2 separate regions of the Mus musculus genome follow, and region 1 is linked to region 2. The links are chromatin loops, found by intact Hi-C in ENCODE. Cell type or tissue: gastrocnemius. All regions are shown on one strand. Each heading gives the region's core, and the rest is flanking DNA. Links, peaks and the distances in the headings are about the cores only.

Region 1 (9,442 bases), core at 375-8,374, 200 kb after region 2:
TATATATATATATATCTTGTGGTCCAGGAATTGCCTCACAAACCACTCAAACACCAGTCTCAGTCAGACAGAGATAGTTTATTGAGCATACACCCCAGGCCTGGTGGACCAGGGCCATGGTCCAGATTTGGGGACTGAACCATGACATTGAGTTAAGATTCCACAGGGTTTTTAAGCCCCAAATCCACAAGCATCTGTGCCAAGTTATTTCACCAGCCAGGATTTAGGGACACGGGATTCCCTCAGGAACACGTCTCTGTTTCACATTCACCCTGTTTCTGATGGTCGGGTATTCAACTGAGGCAGGGGACCTGCCTTGTCTAATATTCATGTCTTAACTTGTCTAAGAAGATGGGTCTTGTCTAACATCCATATCTTACCTTGCCAACCAGGATGTCAGTGACCTATGTGCATGTCTCTTTCTGCCAAGTAGGATGTCAGTTCTCAGGGAGGTTCTGGGGAACTTAAACTTTATTTGACCACTACTTAAAATGGAAGTCTTATTCCAAGTAGTGTTTATAGTGGTGCAGTTGTCTGTCTTGTGTTGGGGTCCATCTCAGGGTCAGCTTATAAAGTCAAACACCATAAAAACTTCTACATAGGTACAGGAATCACTGCTGTGGTTGGTTTGGGTCCAAGCTTATTGTGGGCAACTATACAAAACAGTTCTCCTGACTTCTATCATGGTTGGTTTCCAAGGGCACAGAGCATAACAGAACATCCAATCACTCTTGGCGTTAGAAAGTTTCCTTGTAACAGCAGAACCGTATGAGAAAGTTTCCTTATAATGGCAGGCTAGCCAGATAACTGTTACCTAGGCCTTAACATTTTATCTAGTCCTTAATGTTTTACGTAGGTCCCAACAGTATGGATGGGGTTGACTTGGGAGGGGCCAGGTATGTGCAATTTTAGGTCAAGTAATTCCAATACTTACTACCCTGTAGGAGGAAAGACCATGACCTAGAGAGGGAACTTGAGGGGAAGATACCGTCTGGGGTTTAAATCGGCTTCAGAACAGGCCCAGATTCAGTGGTTGCAGGGAGTTCAGTGGCAGGAGATGGTATCAGGTGGAGGCTTGGCTGAGTCTGGAGCTGGTCTGGCCTCTGAGACCAGAGTGGAGCCCTGGGAAGAAGTTGTTTTCAAGGCTCAATTCCAAACCAAAGCTATGGATTGACCTGTCTCAAGACTGACTGAGCCCAGACCTTCGAGGTCCAGAATGGCAGGAGGTGGGAAGATAGGTGGGTGGCGAGTCTGAGACAGTGATACCCAGACCTGACGTCTGATACCTCATCCTCTGACCCATGGGGAGGTATGTGGGAGTGATCTGCTCTCGACTCAACGCCGGAGACTGGAGTCACCGACAGGTACAGCAGGGCTCTGGGGACGGTGGTCTCAGGAGGGAACTCTGACCTTGCTTACTGTCTCCTCCTGCAGAGCTCGAGGCCTCCCTTGAGGAGCGGCAGGAGCAACGGAAGGTGTTAGCAGCTCTCAGGAAAAACCCCACTTGGCTGAAGCAGTTCCGGCCCATCCTGGAGGACACCCTGGAAGAGAAGCTGGAGGGCCTGGGGATCAAGAGGGTCAGCTCCTGGGCCACTGTTGAGTCATTTGATTGTGTGCCTAAAGACAGGGTCCTGCTGTGCAGCTCAGCCTGGCCTTGAACTCACCCCAGCCTCCAAAGGTGGAATTAACGTAGTGCACTACACCAGCGACTGTTTTAACGGCCGCGACTTAACAGCAAAGACCAAACGTGTTGTCACCTAGAGACGTGATTTACTGTTCTTTCCATGCCAGGGTCAATTGTTTCTTCCTGTGCTCATTGCTGTCTGGGCAGCGTCTGTCACCTCTAAGTCCTTGTCCCTCTCAGTGTTTTGTGCTCATTGGCTATTTTTCCGCTTGCATCTATAACAGAGGACAGAGGGCAGTCAACTGGCTGAGTCTGGTCTATGGACCAGTCCCATTTGCACAGACTTCTATCTGAGTCTACTATCTATGTGTGGACCGTGTGGCTGTTCCTGGATGTGTGTGGATATGGGCATCAGGGACATCTATTAGTAAATAGAGGTACATTATGTTATCCGAGTAGCTGAGCATCATAGCATTGAACTAACCGTTTGCCTTTCAATGAGTAAGATTAGAAACAAGAGGAAAACAAATGCAGACAGCTAGGCTTAGCTTTGCGATGATGCTCGTTGAGACTGCTCTGTCTTCACCTGCTGCTTAATCCATGCTCGGTCATATTTAAAAACTGTCTGATTTTGATAAATCTTCACCTGGGATTCGGATGTCTCCCAGACCGTCTCCTGGGCTCTGGGTGGGTGGCTGAAGCCCAGGAAACTTCTAGAAGCACACACTGCTGTTTGTAGTCCAGTTTTCCCAAACACTGTTAAGCAGGAAGAACACAGGAGTGCCAGGAGAGGTATGAAGTGAAGCAGGCCATGCTCTCCTCCTGGGTTCAGTTGTGTGCTGGGGAAGCTCCGTCCAGGTCCCTTACTGTGTGAGCCAAAATGCAGCCCTTTGCTGAAGCCTGTGTAGTGCGTGGTGATAGAGCTGCCGAACTCGAATCCTCAGGATTTCTGCGATGTGTGAAGGTCACCCTCTCTGTTCTCATGTCACCTCCTCCGACATAACATGCCAGACACCAGTCACAGTAGCTCTGGGTCAGCAGCTATAGGCAGAGGAGGAGGGAGCCTGTGTATGCAAAGGTGAACTCTTGTCTCCTCTAGGACACAAAGGGAATTTCTGCTCAGACTGTCCGACGTCTGGAGCCCCTGCTGAGAACCCAAAGGGAGCAGATAGCCCGAAGCTTCCGAGAGTTTCCCAGTCTGAGGGAAAAGCTCAACAAGGAAGTGAGCAGCAGGGTGAAGCAAAGATGGGAGAGTACGACCCAGCCAGATGGCCAGCCTCCAGGTAAGCCGAGGGCAGACCTTGCTTTGAGACCACGACCCCAGGGGAGGATTCCGCTCTGCCTGAGGTGGAGAGTGCTGCTCCTCCTTCCATCGGGATGCTTCTCTGATGAACTGAGCTTGTGGGATCCTCCAGGGTGGGGTTGGGATGAGACCCTTATGCTTTGGTTGGAGGATTAATGAATGCCTGGGTTCCTTCATGTCATTTCCTCCATTGTGGGCGTGGCCAGGGGATGCCAATCCTGTGCCGTGTCCAGCAGTTCAGAGCTGAGCTCTTGGTGCAAATAAAGCTTGCCAAGGGCAGCCATGTGTATCTCTGGGGACGTTAGAGATAATTTCAGTTGGTACATGGACCAGTTGTTTTACAACTTATTCTTTTTCAATACATGAATTAGGGGAAAAATATTCCTGGCATAGCAATCACTTTAGGTAATAGAATTATTTCTTGTATACATATAAAGCCAGTATTTTATGTGGTATTACTTAAGGCAACATGTTGAAGAGATAACAGGGCAGGTAGTATAAGATATGGTAAAAATGATGTGATTATCTGAGAAACTCCATCACAAGTCAACCTCACCTTAAGGTTTCTCAAGGAAGGACAGTTCCAGGCTTTGCAGTCATCTCTGACCGACAGGTGGCTCTCCTGCTTGGATCTGAACTTTGTATTCCTTCGCTCGTTGGCCCAAACGTCTCTACACTTAGCACAGAATAGCTTTGCCTCGCTTCATGCCAAGACCTGCTCTGTCCCATGAGAAAACAACAGGGACTGATGGGAGTCAGACACACCCAGGAGTGCTGGACACTCAGGAGAGGCAGGACAGGAAGCACGGCAATGTCCTCGGAGTCCTGGCTCTCAGGGGTCACCACACATGAGGAACTGTATTAAAGGGTCTGCGGCATTAGGAAGGTTGAGAGCCGCTGGCTTAGATCACGTGTCTCGCTTTGGAGCTTGCTGTGGGATGCAGCGGCAGTTGGGCGACCAGCTTTGCACCTGCCCCTTTGTTCCTTCCTGTCTCAGCGTCCCTGGAAAGCGGGGAAATCGCTGCCTGAAGGTGTGCCTGGTGTCATACAGATCTGTCTGTGCAGAGAGCTCTGGTTTGTGACTGGTACATGGTAGCTGGAAGCTGTTCTTTCCTCTCTGCAGGCTTGTTTACCTTTCACCTTTCTTCAGCTTGCCCTTTCCCACTTATGAATAAACAGATCCTCTGAGAGCAGTGTATCGCAGACATCTTTTGACCTTGAGCTACCGCAGTAAGAAACACTTCTCTCTGAACTCAGTGCATACGTGTCAGTTTCTCGGAAAGTAGTTTAGCTCCCTGGGAGACACTTCCTCTCCAGTTTGCTTTCCATGAATAAACATCGGTGGGCTCCTTGTCTCCCAAGGGGGGTCCCAGTGTAATGTGGAAAACAGAGGGGCGGTAAATAATTGCCTGTCTTGGGGGCACAGCAATCTTGGCTATGAATCAAAAGAGCCTGGTAGCTCTTGGTAGTCATGTAGTTCTGCAGCGACCTCTGGTGGCCGCAGGGGCTTCCTGCAGGGCCTCTCACATTTAAGGTTGTGAGTAGTCAAGGTTGTGAGCAAAGCCGGGCTGGGTCCTCAGACTGGCTGGCTTCTCTGGTCTTCTGTAATGATGGCGTGACCCTGAGATACTGAATACTCTCCCAGCCTTTGACGAAACTGGATCTTTGTCCTAGCAGAGGGGCTCATGACATAGGGCAGCTTTCAGTGTATTATGGCTTAATCATCTCTGGTGTTATCTCTGGTCTTTCTTCTACATTATTTCGGGACTATAGGCCTGGCCATTGGCCCATTCTGTGTCCTTTCTGTATTTCTAGTCAAAAGCCAGCGGGTCACACTGGCCACAAGGGAGGTCCGGCCAAAGACCAGGACCTTGACTGTGGCCCTGCCATCCAAACCAGCAGAACCTTCAACGCCAACTCTTCAGGGCCACAGCAGCCATGGCCCCGGCCTCACCCAGGTGTCCACCCCCATTCCACGCCCCAGAGTGCATGGACCCTCCAGTACCCCTGTTTCCCCTGGGTCCGGGCTGAGGTGAGCTCTAGGCGTTGGCCTCTTGTCGGGTCGGAGGTGGTGGTGTTTGGCTTCAGGAAGCCTATCTTTACAGAGCTCTGCATTACAGGGCAGGGAAGGGGACAGACACAGGAAGTACCTCAGGTAGTGTTCCTCAGGAGACTCTGAGAAGAGGCTGGGAACCCTTTACTCCCAGTGCAGGCAGGCCTCCCCTCCCCTCCTGCCTCCCCCCCAAAGCAGGCTGAAGTGGAAGGGTAAGGCCTCAGGCACTGTGAGCTCTATGTTTTGCCTGAGAGAGGAGCGGGGCTGGCTCTGGGCAAACCAGAAAGGCAAAGTCTGGCTTTTGAGTATTTCTTTCTGACCCATGTTCCGTTCGTTTGGTCTCTCAGCAGCACCCCGCCTTTTAGTTCTGAAGAAGAGCCAGAGGGAGATGTCGTGCAACGTGTGTCCCTTCAGCCTCCTAAAGTTCTCCCTAGGTCAGCGGCCAAGCCTGAGGACAACTGGGGCTGGTCTGATTCCGAGACCTCAGAGGAGAGTGCCCAACCTCCTGGGAAGGGCTCAGGCGGGCTGGCTTCTTCAGGTGGGTCCTTCTCCAGCACCGCTTTCTCCATGCCCTGGAATGGTGTTGCCGGTCTGGCATTTCTTCAGGGTCTCAGACATGCCAGGAGGCTTGGGTGGGGCTTCTTTTACCCCATGTATGTGTCACTGGGTGTCTAAAGGTTGGAGGTTTGGGGAGCCCCCTCCCTTCTTTGTGTTTCATGGTCTTACTAGCAGAGCAGGCCATCTAAGGCCTAGCTCCCTTTTGGGGCTATATGGGAGAAACGGCCAGCAGAAGGCAGCCAGAAACCTCCAGCGAGTCTCCACCAACAGCCTTTGGGCCGCAGCGCCATTTTATCTGTGTGGGAAAGAAAATGTTGTTTGACATTTGCTTGGGAGACAAACAGGATGCCGGCTGTTGATGAAAATGGCTTTATAGTGACTGAAGCTGAGTTTTCCGGTAGTTGGAGTGACTTGTTCTTTAAACTTACCATGCTCTATCTCGTAGGGCGTCACGATGAGGAGTTGAACCTTTCTCTTCTCAAAGTAATGGCATCTGCCCCCAGCCTTTCAAGGTTCGCTTATAAAACCCACCAAAGGAAGTGATGCTCCTGCTTCAGGCTGTGTTTCTCCGCCCAGGTGGAGAATGGGGCGCTTACAGTTTTGACATTGCAAAGGAGAAGCGAGGGGAGCCCTGGGGTTTGCAGTCTGTAAGCGCCTCCTTATCTTAGTAGACTCCGAGATGCTGCTTCATGCCCGCTGCATAGTCCAAGCCTGTCAGCCTGTGAGAAGCCACCAGGGTTAGTTTTCTGGATGGAGCCTTGCTGCCTTAGTGGGCGGGCTGGCAAGATGATGGAGCTGGGAGATCATGTGTCTACTGATACAGTTTGGCTGTGTTACCCTCTGCTTGGCCTTGTTCGAGGATTCTGGTTTCTCTGTTGTAAGAGATGACATATTTTAACAAGACAACTAATAAGGAGGTTGAGGAACTCGGTGCTTGGCACAGAGTAGGAATTTAATAAGCATTTCTGTCTTTTAAAGACTCATTTTTAACTATGTTGCAAGTCTGTGTGCAGGTATGTGCAAGTGATGCAGATGGCCCCGTGGAGGCCAAAGGAGGGCGCTGGAATCCTTGAAGCTGGAGTTGTGGGTGGTTGTGAGCTGACTGATGGTGGTAGCCAAGCTCAGGTTAAATGAGGTAGACCCTCTTAACCACTGGGCCATTCAGCCCCGGGAACCACAATGATCAATCATCCAAGGGCTGTTAACAGCTCCAAAAGTCTGCAGAGATTCTTAGCGTTTGAATCCAGGGAGCTGGGTGAAGTTCAGGCTATGCTTCTCCATCATCTTGGTTTACCATGAGTGTGTGTGTGTGTGTGTGTGTGTGGCTATTGATAATCCGAGTTACTGGTTAACACCTGCTTCCTGTATGGAATTCACAGGAAGTGAATCTAATCCACTGATTAGATCGGAGCCCTATGTCTCACAGGCACGCCCCTGAGGTGTGCTCTACTAATTCCCTAGGCCATTTCCAATCCAGTCAGCTTGACAAGGTTAGCCATCACACATTGCCTGACATGCCAGTCTTTGTAGTTCATGCATTACAGAATTACAGGAATTAAACGGAAGGCTGGCTCTGCCTTGGATTCATTAGAGGGTTGGTCTTTCTAAACCTCCGCCAGCAGCCACGTCCTAACTCAGCACAGTTACATGATGAAGGCGGGTTTTTTTTGTCTGTTTGTTTGTTTTGCTCTATCACCTGTCTGTCTGTCTGTCTGTCTGTCTATCTAAGTCTCTTGAAACCAGGCTAGTATTAGCCTGGACCATCTCTATATTTTTTTTTCTCTGTGGGGGAGGGGAGGGGCTTGTCCTTTCTTTTTCCTCTTGACTCTCTCTCTCTCTCTCTCTCTCTCTCTCTCTCTCTCTCTCTCTCTCTCTCTCTGTCCATCCGTTCACACTGGAGCCTAGGTGTGGCCCAAAGGGACTAAGCATTCACTCTCCAGGTTTGCTCCACTGACCTGGTTCCTTGTCCCCTTCCCAGGAACACTGGTGCAGTCAATTGTCAAAAACCTTGAGAAGCAGCTTGAAACGCCAGCCAAGAAGCCTTCCGGAGGGGTCAATATGTTCTTAAGGCCCAACGCTGCCCTCCAGAGGGCTTCCACACCAGCAAGGAAGTCTCAGGTAGGACGCTTGGAGGTAATTCTACATCCCATGGAGAGCCAGCTCCAAATCTAAGGGCTCTGGAGTGGAGGGCTGGGGAAAGACTGAGCCAAGTATCAGTCTGATGTATCCTGAGAAGGCCACTCACTGCATGTGACATTGTCTCCTTTGTCTCTGTATACATAGAAAGATGACCACTTCGGGTTTTTTTTTTCCCTGTGGCCATGTTTAAAAAATCCCTTTGGTTCATTATATAAGTACTTCCTGAGGCGGCTCAGGTCCTAGTCTCCTCTCCCTGGGACCTTCCTGCTGTGGTTGCTATCTTCCTGTGCTATCTCTTCCATAGTCCCAAGTCTCCCCGGCCCTCACTCGACAGAAGGCCCTGACACAGGGTTAGATGTAAAACACTGTCCACCAAGGGCAGGCATCGGAGTGGTGCCACACAGCACATCAGATGGAGAAGTGTAGACCTCTGTCCCAAGTATTCAAGGGGGTCGGTGTCTCACCACTACACCCCCCGAGGGCCTGGCCTTCCTCAGGCTGTAGCTGCCATGGGATTGCAGACTTAGCACTCTTGTGAGTACCAGACTCGCCACCCTTCCCCTCCCAGGGGACAGCTGCCACTCTCTGTTATTTTCTAGGGTAGAAAAACAGAATTCTTTTTACTTCACGTCTTTCAACCAAAAAGGTTTATTTATTTATTATTTTTGAAATGATTATGATGTTGCCCCAAACAACAACAACAACAACAACAGTAGTAGTAGTAGTAGTAGTTGTGAGCAGTTGTCTTTTTAGTGTTATTGATGGCACTATCACCTGCTAGGCAGACTGTCACTGAGCAACCCCTTTAGTCCCCTACTCTTTGTTTTATAATAGCACTGTCTATCTCCTTTTTTCTTTTAATGACACAATCTTGGAGTTTATGTAAAGTTCTCCTGTCCTCCATTCAGAAACAGCAGCGATAGGCAAAACAGATGGAGGTGCTGTCTAGGCCCCGGATGCTGTCTTCTTACATGCCAGGATGAAATACGTGGAATGTCATATGTCCAAACCCAGGCAGCCAGTGGAGGTACAGAGAACCATGGACGAGAGCTCCTGGCCTGGGCCCTGTAGTCTGGATGTAGCCTAGCCCCCCCCCCCCCCCCCCCCCCCAGCAGACTTCAGTCTTCCCACTGGCTGCAGCCCAGACCCATTCTAGGCTATTCCACTCCTCCACCATCTCCTCTCACGTTTAGTATTTACCAGGCAGCTCTGACCTCCAGTCTTCAAGGAAGGGTCCTTTCAATTAAGGCCTCTCAAGAGCTTCAGGAGTTCAAGGCTCTGGGCTTCCAGTTCTGTGAATGTGAGGAGTTAAAAAATAATCTGCATTTAATATTACTCCCATACCTTTTTTATTACACATCATACTGTGTGTGGGTTTCATCTTGGAGCCCATGTAAAGATCTCTAAGTTCTTCCTCTTCCTCTGTTGTGAATGAACACTAATAGTCTAACACTCTTAATAGGTGACTGAGAGCATGCATGCCGCCCAGGTCTAGATGCAAACGTGAACAACCAGAGCGTCTGTCACAGGAAGCTCCAAGGTGCTTGCCTTGGCCTCGTTAGTAGGACACTAGAGTATCCCATCACAGTGGCCCTGAGTCTCTGGAGCAGCTTTTCAGAGGCAGGGCGTTTAAAAGGCAGGACAAGGAGTCTCCTCTCCCAGTTGCTCTCATTTCTGTCATCACTTCCCCGCTGTTTCTGAACTCTCTGCCACCTTCCTGCACTTATCAATGTCATTTTTCTTCTCCTCTTCTACCTCTGCAGCT
Region 2 (9,442 bases), core at 812-8,811:
TCTCTTCCTTGTGAAGTAGGGCCTGTAGCTGGACCTGAATCTCCCCGTTTCATCCCATAGGCCCCTGCATTTGAACGCATGCCCTCAAGCCAATGGTGGCATTATAGTAGGTTCTGGGGCCTTTACGACACGGGACACCTTTGGCACGTATAAGCCAGTCAGGATAGGCATTGAGGGTTCTATAGCTCAGCACCCACTTCCAGACTTGTCTCAGTTTCCTGTCTGCCCAGATGTAACAAGCTAGAAGGACTGGCCAGTGAGCTCCAGGGGCTCCCGGGATCTTCCTGTCTCTATCTCCAGACACACACAGCCATTCTCCACTGTTTACATAGGTGCCAAGGATCCAAACTTAGGTCCTCATACTTGGACAGTAAGCCCTTTATTGAGCCATCTCCCAGTCCCCCTCCCCGCATTCATTGTTCAGGGGTGATGGGATGTCAGATTGATAGTTTACTTTCAGATAACTAAAAAGCACCCCCAAGATATTCTATATATGGTAACTTGCTTTTTAAAAAGATTTATTTATGGGTGCTCTGTGTGTATGGCTGCATGTCAGAGAGGACATCAGATCTCATCATAGTTGGTTGTGAGCTGCCATGTTGTTTATTGGGAATTGAACTCTGGACCTCTGGAGGAGCAGCTAGTGCTCTTAACTGTCGAGCCATCTCTCCATCCCCTATATCATACTTTCAGGTACATGTTATTGTTTTGTAATTTTAAAAATGCTTTAAAATAAAGATGTGCTATATATATATGTATATGTATATATATATGTGTGTGTGTATGTTTATATGTGTGTGTAGCATATATACACATAATAAGGGAGTAGAGGAGAGGGATAATAATATTCATTTCCCTTGTATGCCATATCTCATATATATATATATGTATATGTATATGTATACACACACACACACACACACACACACACACACACACATATATATATATATATATATATATATATATATATATATATATCAGGACTCTTTATAAATAAGAAAAATGTGAGTGAATGGAGAAAAACTCCATAATTTCTGACACTGACTGAACATAGCTACAAAGGGAGCTGTACTATGCTGCTGCTTCTTTTAACACAAAGCAGCCTCCTCTATGATTCCTGCACAAATACATGCAACACTTTTAATGTCTGAGGATGGCACACATTTTTTGTAGGTTAATTATTTTTCCTGTCATATGGGGGGCGGGAGAAAGAAAGAAGATTGCCAACAGAAGTCATTTAGAACTGCATTTGGGAATATTGCAGAGAGAGAGAGAGCCATCTCTGCCCCTACTGACAATGCTTTTGATCCTCTCTGGCCGCAGGTCAACATCAACACCCAGGAGCTTTGGGAAGAAATGCTCGGCTCTAAAGGACTGACTGGTGATTCTAAATGAAGCCACTTCCCCTAAGCCATTCTTTTCGAAACCGTTCAATGATGCATGTGGAGAAGGGGCTACTGTGGGTGGTATTGTTGTAAGCCTGGGTCTCAGTCTCTAGGGCTACATTAGCCAGGGATGGTGGCTTATGCCTATAACCCCAGCGTTTGGGAGCTGGAAGCAGACTGACCAGAGTTCAAGGTCCACACGGCAAGTCTGAGGCTAGCTTGGGCTACCGTGACTCTGTTTCAAAATGTACAAACAGAAAAGGAACCAGCTGACTTCTTTGTGTCTGTGTGCACAGTGGTCCACCTTCTTTGTGTCTTCACTCTCCCGTTCAGTTACCTGCAGAGTCCCACGGAAAATTCCAAAAGTATAAGTACATCATTTTAAAATTTCGTGCCCTCCCTACGTTGTGCGTATCACTTGCTCATTATTCTTTTAGAAACCAGTTATCAAACTGGCTGTCTCAGTCCTTGAAATGCTTGTATCAGCTCCAGTCCCATCCAGCTTCTATTGCCCACTGGTGTCTTGAAGCAGAGTCCCTGAGAATACCAGGTACCGTCCATTGTACTTCATATAGTTGGGCATCAGTAAACTCAGCTCATTGAATGAGTCAGTACTGTCAGGTACAAGGGTTCTTCTCTTGGTTTAGAGCTGATTGCTGTACTCAGTTGCATGACCAGGCACAGAGAACCTTAATAATCTGATGCACAAAAGGAGAATGTTTCTGAAGGGAAAATGGGCTTTCCTGGAACTCCCAGGGTGGAGAATTAGACATCACAGAGAACTAACTGGAACCAACCAGGGACTGCACAATCATTGTCCACAGCTATCTTCTTTGTATCAGTTACCACTGCTGGGTAACACTTTACCCAAGCAATAGTGGCTTAAACACGGGCTACCTTCCAGTACCTGCAGTTCTTGGATGAAGTGCAGTCCAGCTGAGTGCTTCTGGCCCCGGAGGCTTTACCAAGGCTGTTTCTGTGTCATGGATAGATTTTCGCTTCGAGGCAGGCTTGCTTGCTTCCGAGCTCTTTTTATACGGCTGTTGGTGGATCGAGCTCACTCAGTGGTTGCCAGCAGGGTTCACATCCTCACTGGCTGTTGGCCGAAGATGTGATTTCTTGCCATTGGTTTCTGTGTGAGGCTTCTCACATCATGGTAACTTGCTTGCTCCAGACTGGGCACTGAGAGACCACCGCTGTGAGTCAGCCTTTGTTAACTTAGAAGTCAGATCCATACTCTATTGTGCTTATTAGAAGCCCATCATGAGATCCAGCCCACTCGAAAGGTCTGGGCCTGATATGATGGTGTGTACCCCAGGAGGCTGGCGTCTTAGAATTGACCATGATCTCCTGCCCGTGGTTCCTTCCTCTCCTCCAGGCAACTCTGCATCCTGTTATCCTCCTTTATCTACATCTCTCCATGACTCCTCAGCATTCAAGAGCACTCCCTCTCTCAAAAACCCCACTCCTTTCCAACCCCTTCCTTTACTGTTTCCACAGATGTGTCCTGAGCTGAGACGGCTTTCCAGAGCACATCCTAGGTTTCCCCTCCGTTTCTATGTTCTACTCTACGGGCAATCACAGTTCTCATTCCAATGCTCACCTCCAAAGTAGCCTATCTATGTGAAGTCTTTCCTGACCTCCACTTTTCCCTCCATGGGAGCCCCCTAAGGCTCTGACAAGCTCCCCACCATATTTCCAGTTTGGCACACCCTCCTGTCTGTCACCCCAGACTCTAAAACAACAGTGTTAACTTTTCTATCTGGCATCTGCAGCAGACTGACCCAAGCCTGGGGCCAAATGGAATCCAAATATTTCTAGTCCTGTTGATCCAGTGTGTGTGTGTGTGTGCGCGCGCGCACGCATGCATGTGCGTGCGTGTGCGTGCGTGTGCGTGCGTGTGTGTGTGTGTTGGCACACTCTCCAGTCGGAGAGATTATGAACCCTTTAGATGGTGCCAAGGGTTAACAGTTGTACCCATGCGTCTGCTTTGAGAAGGTAAAATCAGCTCTGGGGTGAAACAAACTATTACATTTTTACCAGTGGTGAAAGGACAAGCATCATGTATTATTTTTTTGAGACTCTGCTATGTGCCAGCTGCCCTGATAGGTGCTTACGTGACCATGGCTAATATTTCCTGAGCACTGACTATTCCAAGCCTCCTTTCAGTAGTTCAAGAGTGGAAAGCTCTTCAAAGACATCTTACTGGACAGGTTAGAGGAATGAACACACACACACACACACACACACACACACACACACACACACACACATCTCCTTTACAATGTAACCACCACAGGCTGCTTCCCTCTTTTCGCAAAGACTAGACCTTGCCTGGTTCCCTCTGATAGCAAAGGCTAGACCCTGCCTGGTTCCCTCTGATGGCAAAGGCTAGACCCTGCATGGCTCTGGTCCATATGAGTTGACTCAGTCTGTGCAGGTCCCTTACAGGCTTTACAGTTTGCTCCAATCACCAGGCGGGGGAGTGGCAAACCCAGCTCCAACACCCACTAGAATGGGCAGCATGAAAGAAACCCAAGTTCCCTTCTGACAGTCTCTCGGGTTCACCTCTTAGGAGAAAGATAAGTAAATGAATGCTGCTTTACCCAAAGCAGGAGGCTTTAAAATGTTATTTAGAAAACATACGTGTACGAGTGTTTTGACTGAATGTATGTCAGAGCACCATGTACATGCAGTAAGCATGGAGACCAGAAGAGGGCGCCCGATCTCCTGGAACTGGAGTAAAGGCAGTTGTCAGCTGCCCTGTATGTTCTGGGATCAGAACCTGGGTCTCTATGAGAGCAGCGAGTGTTCTTGACCACTGTGCCGTCTGAGCGGCATGAGAGCAAACGGCGGCTTTTAATGCATCAGGAGAAAAGCCACAGTTGCTATTATCAGTGGATAAGAGTCACCTGGAGGCTACTGGTCATCTGTACTGACCTACTTTGGGAGTAGTCTGTGTTCTCTTCAGATATTCACCGAGTAACACTCCGTGCCAGGCCTGATCCCCGAAAGGTAAAGGGGTCACCTTAAAAACAAGCTGCTGCTTCTTCCACCTGTACTCACTTCAGCTCTTCCTTCCTCACCCCCCACTCTCCTTTTAGACAGGTTCTCATGTAAAACAAACTCGATTGTAGTTGAGGATGGAGGGTCTTGAACACCCACCTGATCTTACTGCCTCTGCCTCCCAAGGGTTGAGATTACAGTTGTGAGCCACCGTACCCACCTGCTTCATTATATTTCAGATCCAAATTTTCATGTTGGAATAAGGGATGGCTATGTTTCGTGCTCAATCCTAATCCACTAGGCTTACACCTACCCAACAAGCACGTCCATTGCAGGGGTTAGAGGGATGAGAGCAGACTGTCACCATGAATGTGACTGTCTGATAAGCATTGTCGTTCCTTGCCTCCGGCAGTTGTGGACGTCTACCAGGGCTGGTGTGGACCCTGCAAACCCATGGTTAGCCTCTTCCAAAAGATGAGGATCGAGGTTGGCTTGGACCGTCTCCATTTTGCTTCGGTAAGATTCCCTCTCAGCAAAAAGTCACATAACAGCTTAAACAATTTAACCACAGAAGAAGCCAGGGCCAGGATGCTCAAGCTGCCTTTCAGATGGAAAGGCACCAGCTGTCACTGTGTCCTGTAGTTCCTCTAAACATACAAGCGCCAACCTCACCACCAAACTGTATGCAAACATGTCACTCAGTAGCATCTGCATATCTGTCTTAGTTGGTGAACACTGCTGGCTGAAATGTTACTTCCAGAACCCAGTGTTTCAAGACTTCCATCTTCTAGGTCATAAGGGGGATCTTTGAGCAAATGTTTGCTTAAAGTACAGGAATGGGAATTCCATAGAGATGTGCAAGAGACCCCACCGACACCCCAACACTGATGGATGATGAGGTTCATACACACTAAAGACAACAGGAGCCCCAGGGCTTATGCTAATCTCTCAGGAGGTCAGACTCCAAGGACCAGAGACAATAAAGGGGTTGTCTGAGGACCCTCAGGCACAACCACAGGAGGATGTCAGAAGGTGGGGTTCCCTGGACCAGTCAGTAGCTGGGTGGGGAGCCAGAGTCAGCTTCTCCCTTGATTCTCCAAGGCAATGCCGCTGACACAGCTGTCACCAATGTGTTGACCAGACAGTGAGCTGGGCTTCATCGGGAGGTGCATCATTGAGGGAGAGCGTGGCATTGCTGTGGCCCTGCACTAGCTGCACCTAGGGTGCCCGCTGACAGCTTGTTCTCTTTAGGCAGAGGCAGACCGCCTTGATGTTCTGGAAAAGTACCAAGGGAAGTGCGAGCCAACCTTTCTGTTTTATACAGTAAGTATCTTTGCGGACACAGAACGGTTGACTGCGGATCAGTGGTGTTCAGATAGATGAATCGGGTCTCAGGAGCCACCATGAGGCCTCAGACATACTAAAGGGTGATGTCCCTGACACACCCTCTAGACTGATTCACTCCGTTCCTGACCATGATGTGCCCTAAGGCATGGTCAAGGCACAGACGTGCTCATTCCTTTTCCACAGGAAATGACAGACTCATTGCCATGGTAGCCACTGGTGGCTGGACAGCCCTCCTAGGTGGCTGTGCATGGCAAAGGACACACATGTTGATGTGTTTATAAAAAGAGAAAGAGGAGGGAGATATGTTCTATGGAGGTGTGATGAGGTGTGGGGAGAGGGACCAGCCACACACTCTAGAGTGTAGCTTTACTCTCAAAGCATGCTCTCCAGATTTCTCTTCTCTGCCAAGGGGAACTTTTAGGGGGAAATGAATATATTATATAGAGAGAAACCATGTGTTTGCCTTGATAACCACAGTGTGAAGTGGAAGAAAGGCAAAGGAGCCCCCTGGGAACCAAAGGGTTCTGTGGTGACAGGTGACTTGGATGTCTTTGGATGTGCCATCCATGACCAGCTCCTGTTCCTTAGCGCCCACATTGCATTCCAGGGTTCCCAGGTTGAGGTTGCCTGCCAGACCTAGGAGGTAATTAGTGGCTGTGCTGATCTAGACTCAGCCCTGCCCACTCATGGTAGTCAGGGAAACCAGGGTCCTCTCTTCCAGGACTCTCAACAGCCAGGTCTCTTAGCCTCGGCACCACGTGTGTCACATATTAGAAGCTTATTGTAATCATTTGTTAGGTTTCTATTTATCTTTCATGTGTGTGCACATACAGCACTCGTGTGCAGATCAGATGACAGCTGCTTCTCCCCTCCTACCATGTGGGGCCTGGGGACTGAACTCAGATCATCAGTCCCGGTGAGAGGCATCCTCACCCGGCCGAGCCATCCTGCTAGCCCCGGGCTAAAACATCACTTGAGCTTTGTCTTTCAGGAGGGAGCCCTGGCTTCTGTGGTGGCGATATATTGCTGTGGTTGGCAGGAGAAAGAATGTTGGGTGGGAAGGAGATAGCCGTGTCCGTCCAGCCATGCTGGCCCTTAGAGCTGTCACAGAACACAGACATTATTGAAGTCATTGGATTGCTTAGGCCAATAGTGCTTAAATCAAGAATTGCAATCATCTGTGGGGATTCAGGCCACAATCTGCGAGCCATGGCGGTTCACGGAGGGATGGAGAGAAATGGAGTCAGGGCCGTTGTACAGGGGCTTCTCTTCAGGTTTCATCTCTCAGTGATGTACATAGAGAAAGCGAGAGCAGAAAACTCAGGGCCACACTAAGCATGACTACTGTGAAGAAGTCTTCCCTGACTACCGAAGTCCATAGTGTGGATTCCTTCTTCCACGTTTATGCTTCGGACACAGAGTCCTCTATTACAGCAGTCTTTGTTTTGTGAGGCATTGTTATGTCTTTCTAAGGTTAGCGGTTATATTCTCCGCCTCACCCTGAGTGCTTGGCATAGTAAGAGCTCAACAAATATTTGTTAATAAGCCACATATAAGTCACATTTAGCCACACTATCTTCTTTGGGTTGCTCCTCCCTTAACGAACTCCCGGCTACCCTGAAGGAAGCTTTGACAAGAGGGATGTCAGGGAGAAGGTAGAGATCAGAGAGGAGTCGTCTGAAGAGTTAAGAGCCATATTGAGGGCCTCACGGGGTTGGGGGGGGGGGATGGGTCCCGGGAACTGGCAGCAGGGGTGAGGGTGGGGGATGTGGGCCTAGGGTTGATGCACCTTGGCCTTAGGCACAGCCTCCTGAAAGTGATGGCCAGCTGAGAGGAGGATTTCACGCGGCCTGTCACATTCCAGAGAGGAGAGCTGGTGGCTGTGGTGAAGGGAGCCAACCCCACCCTGCTTCAGAAGACCATCTTACAGCAGCTGGAGGCGGAAAAGAAGGTTCCGGCTGAAGGCGGGGAATGGAGAGCGGTAAGTGGAGGTCACCTGTCCAGCTGGCGGGTTCGCCAGAGCGCTCACACAGGGGCCCCCTCCCCATGCCGACCTGGGCCATTTTCTTCACCCAGGCCCTTGGGAGGATGCACAGTTAGAAGTCTCTCGGGAGTGATCCTCTTTCCTCTCCACAGTCCCCGGAACACCTTTCATCCATTTCCCTTTCAGTCACAACTAAACACTTAGTAAGGACTTCAGGGACAGAGAGGAATTGACAGAAGTGAGTAGTGACTTTGTCAGCCTTTTGGTCCCATAACAAAATACTTGAGGCCATTGATTTTTAAGATGGAAAGGTTCATTTTAGCTCGCATCTTAGGCTTCTGTCCATGGCCAGTTAGGTTTGCTGATTTTGAGCCCTTGTTGAGAAGGCTGTTGGTCCCAGTGGGGGCTGGAAAGAGTAACCTTCTCTAATCACCTTCAAGTTCACTCCCCTAGTGACCTTATGGCCCCCACCTCTTTAAGGTCCACCAGGGAACCTTTAAACTTGCGAGGCTGAGTTTAAGACATGGGCTTACAAGAAAACCCACAGGATCAAGCAACCTGAGCTCATGGGGGTTCACAAAGACTGAACCAACAATCAGGGAGCCTGCATGTGATTGTCTCGGTCTTCTTGTGGGACTCCTAACTGTGGGAGCAGGGGCTGTCTCTGACTCTCTTGTCTGCTTTAGAGACCCTTTCCTCCTATTGGATTGGCTGGTCTAGCCTCAATACAAGGAGAAAGGGGAGGTGCCTCGCCTTACTGTAACTTGCTATGCCCTGTTTGGTTGCTATTCACTGGAGGCCTGTCCTTCTCTGAAGAGAAACAGAGGAGTGAATGAAACATGGGGCAGAGGGGAGAGGAGAAAGGGGCAACTGTGGTCGAGATGCAAAAAAGAAAGAAAGAAAAGGAATGTATCTACAATAAATAAATAAATATATGATTTTTAAAAAGACATGGGCTTTTGGGGGAAACCTAGACTACAGCAAATTATAAGAGAGCCTTCTCCCAACCTCAGGGTGAAGTCTCTCCCAGTGATGCACACACTCAGATTCTTAGAAGTTTTTAGGCCATGTCCTTAATGTAGAAATTTAGCTCTTGGATTACCATGGCATCCAGGATCTACATAACTTGTGGCTTTGAGAAACTATGTTCACAGTAATACAGACTGCACCATCTTCACAGCTAACTGGCCCTCTTAAAAATCCATACATCAAAGGTACGTGGAGGTATTTCCGGGCACTTTGTGTATCTGCCGAGCATCCAGCACCCTGGCCTTGGCTGTTCACTGTCCACGCTTTCATACGAAGTTCCAAAGAGCACAGCCCCTTTTCTAGAACATACAGAATCCGGTCATACTTCCATGTTCCTTAAGGATACTCTCCGTATTTCCCGAAGAAGGAAAGCCATAGGCTCACACTGCCGAGGAAGAGGGTCTGTCCCTTGATTTCTCTGCACTGGGTGGCTCATCGCTTGAATGATCTTCATCTGAAGGCTGCTAGCAGAATACTGGCTTCCAGGCAGCTAGGATGAGGGTCTTAAAGCCCACACCCACAGTGCCGCACCTACTCCAACAGGGCTACACCTTCTAATAGAGCCACACCCTGGGCCCAGCATATACAAACCATCACACCAACTGTCCATTCTTTATCATCCCTTAGTCTCTCCCTGCCTTTGGTTAAGAGGCAGACTCTAAAGCTCAAGACCAGCAAGGGTCTCCTC

The links. Hi-C counts contacts between places; a loop is a spot of excess contacts. Peaks named below come from ENCODE experiments on the same cell type or tissue, not always from the same donor. Only the 100,000 strongest peaks of a DNase experiment are listed, where the experiment ranks them.
Region 1: a loop joins it to region 2, with 5 times the contacts of the local background. A loop is called at or near these places in 20 of 42 quality-filtered maps.

The regions. Positions count from the first base shown.
Region 1 is chr9:99,658,199-99,667,640 of GRCm38, forward strand. It overlaps Dzip1l (DAZ interacting protein 1-like), which reads left to right. Exons shown (of 16, transcript NM_028258.4): 11 at 1,435-1,577; 12 at 2,724-2,907; 13 at 4,743-4,959; 14 at 5,328-5,518; 15 at 7,517-7,656; 16 at 9,441-9,442. Among named protein-coding and RNA genes, the nearest start is that of Dzip1l, 33 kb to the left of the region's middle. In gastrocnemius, for the core only: no CTCF peak of the experiment used is centred there; a DNase peak (open chromatin) is centred at 4,423; H3K4me3 peaks cover 195 bases.
Region 2 is chr9:99,454,884-99,464,325 of GRCm38, forward strand. Nme9 (NME/NM23 family member 9) reads left to right here and starts at 1,360. Exons shown (of 10, transcript NM_001165957.1): 1 at 1,360-1,384; 2 at 4,807-4,910; 3 at 5,646-5,717. The coding sequence starts at 1,360. In gastrocnemius, for the core only: a CTCF peak has its summit at 4,095 (motif pointing right); a DNase peak (open chromatin) is centred at 4,107.